3 separate regions of the Homo sapiens genome follow, and regions 1 and 3 are each linked to region 2. The links are chromatin loops, found by intact Hi-C in ENCODE. Cell type or tissue: GM12878. All regions are shown on one strand. Region 1 overlaps IL18RAP (interleukin 18 receptor accessory protein). Region 2 overlaps IL18R1 (interleukin 18 receptor 1). Region 3 overlaps IL18RAP (interleukin 18 receptor accessory protein).

The links. Peaks named below come from ENCODE experiments on the same cell type or tissue, not always from the same donor. Only the 100,000 strongest peaks of a DNase experiment are listed, where the experiment ranks them.
Region 1: a loop joins it to region 2, with 5 times the contacts of the local background. A loop is called at or near these places in 31 of 110 quality-filtered maps.
Region 3: a loop joins it to region 2, with 4 times the contacts of the local background. A loop is called at or near these places in 11 of 110 quality-filtered maps.

What each region holds. Positions count from the first base shown.
Region 1 is chr2:102,434,004-102,436,503 of GRCh38, reverse strand. The region is part of intron 3 of IL18RAP (interleukin 18 receptor accessory protein); the gene reads right to left. Among named protein-coding and RNA genes, the nearest start is that of MIR4772, 3.0 kb to the right of the region's middle. In GM12878, no CTCF peak of the experiment used is centred here; a DNase peak (open chromatin) is centred at 1,333; H3K4me3 peaks cover 382 bases; H3K27ac peaks cover 1,732 bases.
Region 2 is chr2:102,365,911-102,368,410 of GRCh38, reverse strand. IL18R1 (interleukin 18 receptor 1) reads right to left here. Exons shown (of 11, transcript NM_003855.5): 3 at 343-586. Among named protein-coding and RNA genes, the nearest start is that of IL18R1, 11 kb to the right of the region's middle. RefSeq lists an enhancer at 617-666. In GM12878, no CTCF peak of the experiment used is centred here; DNase peaks (open chromatin) are centred at 800, 1,141 and 1,440; H3K4me3 peaks cover 471 bases; H3K27ac peaks cover 2,500 bases.
Region 3 is chr2:102,423,394-102,425,893 of GRCh38, reverse strand. IL18RAP (interleukin 18 receptor accessory protein) reads right to left here. Exons shown (of 10, transcript NM_001393487.1): 2 at 1,759-2,083; 3 at 1,480-1,663. Among named protein-coding and RNA genes, the nearest start is that of IL18RAP, 1.5 kb to the right of the region's middle. In GM12878, no CTCF peak of the experiment used is centred here; a DNase peak (open chromatin) is centred at 973; H3K27ac peaks cover 900 bases.

The sequences.
Region 1 (2,500 bases), 68 kb before region 2:
CAGCAGGCTGGAAAGGAGACTAAGGGTGGGGGCAGAGTGGCCAGAGAAGTGCAGCTGTGGGCAGGAAGCAAAACAAGGCAAAGAGGTAGTGGTATACAAGGCTAAATATATACCAGATGATCTCAAGAATCAGGAACTTTTCAAAAGGAAGTTTTAAAACATAGGGGGAAATTCAAAGATAAAACTTCAGAGGACGCAGTGATAACATATAAAGATCAGAATTCAGGGGAGAGGCGTGTCATAAATCGCATGAGAACGTAATGGTGGGAGGACACAGAGCCGTAACTAAGACCTCACCTAAGCCAAGGGGGAGGATGGGGAATAATGTATCTTTTTTACCCATAAATAGGTAAGTGAGGCTTAGTATGTATCATTAAGACTTTATGAAATGGAACTTAGAGGAAATATCAAAGAAAAGAAATTAGGGAGAAGCAATTTATGCCAAGGATGATGGGAAACCCATTCTAATAATACAATTACAGTTAATCCTCATAGGACAAAGAGAGGCTAATGCAGCTGCACAGGGAACTCTTGGTTTTGCTCATATGTGAAGCAGTCATGAGCAGAATATGGAAACAGGAACATCCGCCACTGTGAATCTGAATGAATAATGTCCGTAAGTCTTCAAAAGAGTGGAGGCATGCAAAAAAAAAAAAAAAATGAAGACACTGCAAAGGACTTTTAAAGGTATATGTGAAGCAGGGAGAAGAACAGTTATTCTTACTACTAGGGGCAGGTATTATAATATTATACTGCAGTATTATCGATTTCTTATACTACCAGTCAGTACAGCTACTGAGCATCACGCACACTGTGTTATTCTATGGGAATGGTACTTCCTGGATTTGGACAACACACTGGAGCTCCTAGCTGGACTTCCACTACCCAGTCTGGGAGGACTCCAAAGACCTGCATTTCTTTCACTCTCCTCCCTGGCCTATTCTCCCTGGTGCATTTCAGGTTTTCATATCCATTTTAATGTTCCTTATCATAGACTCATTGTGTCCAGGTCTGTATTCATCACAGCTTTCCTGCTCCTAATTGAATTTACTACTACTATCTCATATATGTTGAGCCAGAAAAACACCAAATATGCTACTCATCTATTTTACACACACTCCCAGTCAAAGCTTTTAATCTTTCATTTTATTACATGAAAATATCACTAGCATCTGCCACCTTCTTTCTGTTTCCACTTCTTTCTGTCCTGTCCTGGATCAGGACTCACACTCATAAAGTTCAAACACATCAGCAAGGTCCCCATAACCATCATGAGAACCACACAACCTTTATTTCCATTCTAGTCCTAATTAAACCACTTAAGAACTCTCAGCTCCCACCACAGTGAGCCACTCAGTGTGACCATACACTGAACATACCCTTTGCTTTTCTGTTTCTGTTGTCTATGTTGCTCTTTCCCGTTAAGTGTAGTTGCAGTCTCTTGCCCCAGTTATCAACTAACAACATTCTATTGATAGATTTTTTTTTTACTAATATTTATCTTTTAATGGGAATGGAGTATATTATGGAAATTATTGATAATGGGCTAGATGTCAATTTCTAGTGAAAGTCTTGAATTAATTATTTAACAGATGGTTTATGAACCCTTAGAAAAGGAAGTGATGGTTAATATCAGCCAGCTTGCATTTGCTAACAACAATCATATCAAGGCAATCTCATTGTTGCCCACAACTGAATAGACTGGAGGTTCACAGGAGTATGGCAGACACAGAGTATCTTCACTATTGTGAGTCACTTGAAAAATATTCTCATGATCTCTCTGTTAAACCAAAGGTACATTGTGAGCTGAATGATCAGATATAGGGCATTCGAGTGCCCTTTTAGTTAATTAAGCAACACCCTTGCGTTGTGGATGAATGGATCATATGTAACTAGAAGGATCAAACTGGAGTTAACAGCAGAGCACTCTGTCCCTGGTGTTAGCCTCGCCCGTAGTTTTAGCAGGGGCTTGAGGGAGAACATACCATGTTGATCTCATCTACATGCCTCACAAACCTGCGTGTGATGGCTAATATGTTGGCATTCAAAATCAGAATTCCAACCTCTTGACATGTAGAATGAACTAAAAACAACAAATTATTTAACAGAAATAAATATAAAATCATGAACATAAGTTACAAATTCTACTCTACAAACAAAAATAGAGAGAACTTGCTTGATTTCAGTTTTTGTGGAAAGACTTGCCTGCCAACTCAGAATAAATCAACCATATAATGAGGCTGTCCCAAAGCTAAAACAATAGTGGGGCTGTGGCAATATTCTGTTCTGAACAAGTAAGGAAATTCTTCCTCTGTTTCAGTGCTGGTTAGACAGCATACAGATGATTGTTTTGAACAGGTGTTAGAAAGCTGTCCAGATCTTCAGAGTTCTGAAATGTTCATAGTGAGAATAATCAAATGGGCCAATGTTTCAACCCTAGAAACAGTTTTGAGAAATATAATCTAAATTATCTTCTTCCTATTTGGAAACACATTAAATT
Region 2 (2,500 bases):
GAAGTCCGAGCTGCTGATTTCATTTGACTGGGGGCATGTAGACAACAGGAGCAGCTGAATTTTAAAACTGACTTTCATGCAATCGTCACTTGTCATTGGTAAGGATCCCCTAAAAGGAAATCCTATCAAAGTAATCTCCTTTCATTAAGGTCACTAAGAAAATAAGCAGAGAGAGATAAACTTATTCTGTTCCATAACAAAGAATGTATTTCATGTCATAGGAAGAGTAGGAAAGAAAAGGATGTGGTGATTATCTGACCTTTCAGATTACTGCATATTTGAGTTGCTGAACAAAGGACAAGAGGGCTGTGAAATACATTTTGAAAAGAAAGGGTTACTCACTTCATTTGGAAAAAGTAAGATCCTGTGTCATTCAACTCAACTGGCCAAAACTCCAAAACACAATCATGCAAAGCAATTCTCGAGGAACTCCTTGGGTTCAGCTCCACATGTTCCTGTGATCCACTGCTTTTGTACCAGCTTTTGGTGGTTGTTTCAATCTCATGTGCAAGTGAACACGAGCAATGTTTCAGATAGAAAGGTTCCCCTTCAACCACAGTAATGTGGGGACGTGAAGTACAAGATTCTTCAAAAGATTAGTAAAGTAAAATAAATAAAAACAAAAACCAAAATGACAAGGTAACTTTTTTTGGTCTCCTAATGCATTAGGTGAAGAAGCAAGGTTAGCAAGAAAGTCCTGAGAAATCTCGGTGTCAATTTCCTGTGGGTTCTTTATTTTTGCGTCAATCTTTCCAACACTAGAAAGGATAAGGCACTTTCAGAACATAGATGAAAACACAACTTCTGACAGTTTCTCCCCAACAGGAAGGTATCAGAACTTAACCAACCATAGCTAGAAGACTGATAATTGTGTCACCTCTTAGAAGAAAATATTACACATTACAACTTCTTCATAGGGAAAGCCACAGAAGTCACGGTGCTGCCATACCTACCTCAAAATATACCCTGCTGAGGAGTCTCAGTAGAAAAGAAAACAAGAAATCTAGCAACCTTGGCGTTCTTCCTCTGCACCATCAGAAATCTCACTCACCTTGCATTCACCCTGCCTATCTAACATTCCCTGGTAAGTGTGGGGATGGTTAAAAGTGTGCCTATGTAACTTACAGTGTGTGTACATTTATTATTACTGTAGGTCACCATGTGGATAATCAAGAATTCATTAATATAATATCAATCCAAATTTGCATATCTGTCACTTTCCCTCTTTCTCAATTGACCCAGATTCTCTGGCTTTGGAAATATATCTGACCATCATCTACCCAGGATAGGTGCTCGTTCCCCTCTTTCGGCACTTGTGGTACTTCAAGTTCAGCATTAATGGGTCTTTCTCATAATCTACCCTCCAGTGACTCTCGGGTGCACTTTTACCACATTTTGAGAATGAGAGTATTTAAACTGAACGAAACATTTCCCTTAGGACATGGACAGAATGCCTTCTCTATAGTCAGGGTTTGTTTCTCAAAGCAGCAGTCTGGTTTTAACTCAAAATTGTTAACCACAACATAAAGAGGAAGTGATGTGATAGAAGTATTCTGATATGGTTTGGCTGTGTCCCCATCCAAACCTCATCTTGAATTTAATCATGGGGGCAGTCACCCTCATGCTGTTCTCATGATAGTGAGTGAGTTCTCATGAGATCTGATGGTTTTGTAAGGGGCTTTTCCCCCTTTTGTAAGTTTCCTGAGGCCTCCCCAGCCCTGCAGAACTGAGTCCATTAAATCTTTCTCCTTTATATATTACCTGGTCTCAGGTATGCCTTTATTAGCAGTGTGAGAATGGACTAATAAAGTAAATTGGTACCAGAAGTGGGGTGCTACTGTAAAGATACACAAAATGTGGAAGTGACTTTGGAACTGCATACAGGCAGAGGTTGGAACAGTTTGGAGGGCAGTTTGGAACAGTTGGAACAGTTTGAAGAAGATAAGAAAATATGGAAAAGTTTGGAACTTCCTAAAGACTTGTTAAATGGCTTTAACCAAAATGCTGATAATGTTATGGACAATAAAGTCCAGGCTGAGGTGGTCTCAGATGGAGATGAGGAACTTTTGGGGAGCTGGAGCAAAAGTGAATCTTGTTATGTTTAGCAAAGAGATTAGTTGCATTTTGCCCTTGTCCTAGAGATCTATGGAACTTTGAACTTGAGAGACGATTATCTGGAAGAAGAAATTTCTAAAGAGCAAATCATTCAAGAGGTGACAGAGCATAAGAGTTTGGAAAATTCACAGCTTGAGAATGTGGTAGGAGAGAAAAATCCATGTTCGTGGGAATGGGGGGCATGGAATTAAAGCTGGTTGCAGAAATTTGCATAAGAAATGAGGACTCAAATGTTAATTGCCAAGACAAGGGGAAAAATGCCTCTAGGGTATGTCAGAGATCTTCATGAGAGACCCTCCCATCACAGGCCCAGAGGCCTAAGAGGAAAAAATGATTTCCTGGGATGGGCCCAGGGTCCCTTTCTGTGTGCAGCCTAGGGATTTGG
Region 3 (2,500 bases), 57 kb before region 2:
AGCTTCCTTTTGTGAATGTCATACAGTTTTAGGGTTTAGTTTATAAAAGCAATATTTGCAGAAAGCTGGCTACTATTATGCAACTTGTGCTCACCTGAAAAGTAAAAATTCATAGCTTTCACTTCAGGTGTATGATCATTGAAAAGCCAAACACATTTTCATCTGAAATAACGGGGACAAGACTGCTTTACAGGCCTGAGAACAGCCCACCAAGACAACAAGACAGCTGCCATCCTGGATGACGGATACTTTGAACCAAAGGAAGTTTTGTTCTTGAGAGAGAACTGAAAATAATGAACAAAACTATTGGCTCTTCTTACTAACCTCATTTTAAAGGTTATGAAATGAATGTTTCTGAAATTAGGGTTTTATTGAGACCAGCATTCTTTCAGTGTCATATAAAAACACAAATTTGAGACCATACCCCATGCCGTTCGTCCACCCTGTATATTTATTTCTGTAAAGGATGTGATAACATCTGTCTTCCTATTAGCCTGGAGTCTCAGGAATCAAGTAGGGAAATGTTTCCTCTTACCATGGTAACTGTATCCCCAGGAGACTCTCATTCTTAAAATTTGGGGTGCATTAAACCATTAGATAACTCATCTTTCTGATTTTAATCAGTAGCAATTTAGAATGATATTTTTATATTAACAAACACATATATTATGAGGTTGAATACAAAATTCTGCATAACTTTGAAGACAAAGTATTGAACTTCAAATAGTTATTGCAATTGTAGGAAGTGATTTAGATTCTATTCCTGGATTCCACCACCCAAGAATCAACTGACAGGGGGCTCTTTTGGAGGAGATGGTTAGGCAGCATTTCATCATCTGCTAGCACTTGGAAACACTATCAAACACGATGGAAACATGAAGTGCTTTTGTTATGGGAGTTCACGTACATGTGGTTCATAGCTAAAAGTCATTGTGAAACTTGCTCTTGTTCCCTTTTTCTATTTGCACTGTACTCCTTTCCACCATCTCACCTGTGCAAGACATCTGTCACTCAGGCCCACCTTGGATTCGTCCTAACTGTCCTCCAAGAGCTGTCTTTTGGGAATGTATTTCAGGCTCCTGTAACTTTCACAAACCCTTCAAGACTTATGTGTTGAGTCCTCCCTTCCCCTTTGCAATGCCTGTTGCTTTCCTAAGACAGTGAAAATGAGTGAACCTATCTTCCTACATTAGCAGATGTTAGTAGGTTTATGTCTAACCTCATGTGTAATATACTTGAATTTTAGAAGTTTCTCTGGTGTTGATCAAAAGGATGCCTCTAATAATTAGAATATCAAGCTCTGTGGCTTCCCAGGGAACATGATTATTTTAGAAAGTCAGATCTCCTGCAGAGGCACAGGGCCAGTTTTTGAGAAGCTGTATACCTCAGATTCTCAAACACGCTTTTCCATGAAAAGCCCATGAAGAAGATACCATAAAAACAATGCTCTTATATTAATTTTAGAGAATTCACTCTTACCTTGTACCAGGTTACCGCTGGACTTTGTGCATCACTTTGGCAGCTGAGACTGGGGCAAGAAATAGAGCCAGTGCTCCCAAGAAGTAGGTCTTGCTTATGTGATGCGGAATACTCACAGGATGCATTTGTCTGGGGCTTAACTTCTAAAATCATCTTGACACAACAGGCTACATCATAGGGGCTCCTAGGAAATTAACAAGATCCTGTGAACATAGATATTTTGTCTAGATAATAGAGGATTTGGAAATGTTTTCAGATAGAAATGTATTTGGATCATACTTAATCATCTTGGGTCTACAAATATATGACCCAGAATTATTCACCCCTGGGGTCAAAAAGTGAAGGGTACATTTGTCCTGAATGATGTGAGGATAGCTTTTCCTAATGTCCTCTAATGGATCTCCATTCGAAGGTTGTTGGTACCATTGGACATCAGATAGGTCGTTACTACCCATGAAGGGCAGGTGCTCAGGGACTTGTTTTGGTGAGAGTCGATTTCTGTGGCAGAAATGTGATTTCTGTGGCTCTGGTAAATCACAAAATAAGACAAATTCCTCTTCACTCCTTGTAGAATATGTCCAAAGGAGTTTTTTTGTGGAACAACCTGAAAATCATAATAAACAAAGCACATGGAAACACATTAGAAAATGGAATTCTAGCTTATATTTACATCTAGTACTTGATTTAACAAGAGATCTAGCTTCCTTGTGTGTCTTTCTTCTTCACTGTCTATTTTGTAGGGGAAAGGAAGTGCCTGTTCTAATTCCCTCCCAGTGGACTCCAGCATACCAGCAGCAGCCCTGGTTTCCTGGAAAAGATGGTAGAACTCTGGCTCATCCCTCGTCAGCTGATCTCACTGAACACTCAACTACAGTAACAGGGTACCTCGACAATGCTTGGTATCAGCTGAAAGCTGTTCACCCTAATAATTCTCCTCTCAGTCCCCTTTTAATAGTAGGATGGAAAGGTTTGTATTAATATATCACACTGCTGATATATCAGGTTATCCATCACTTTACAC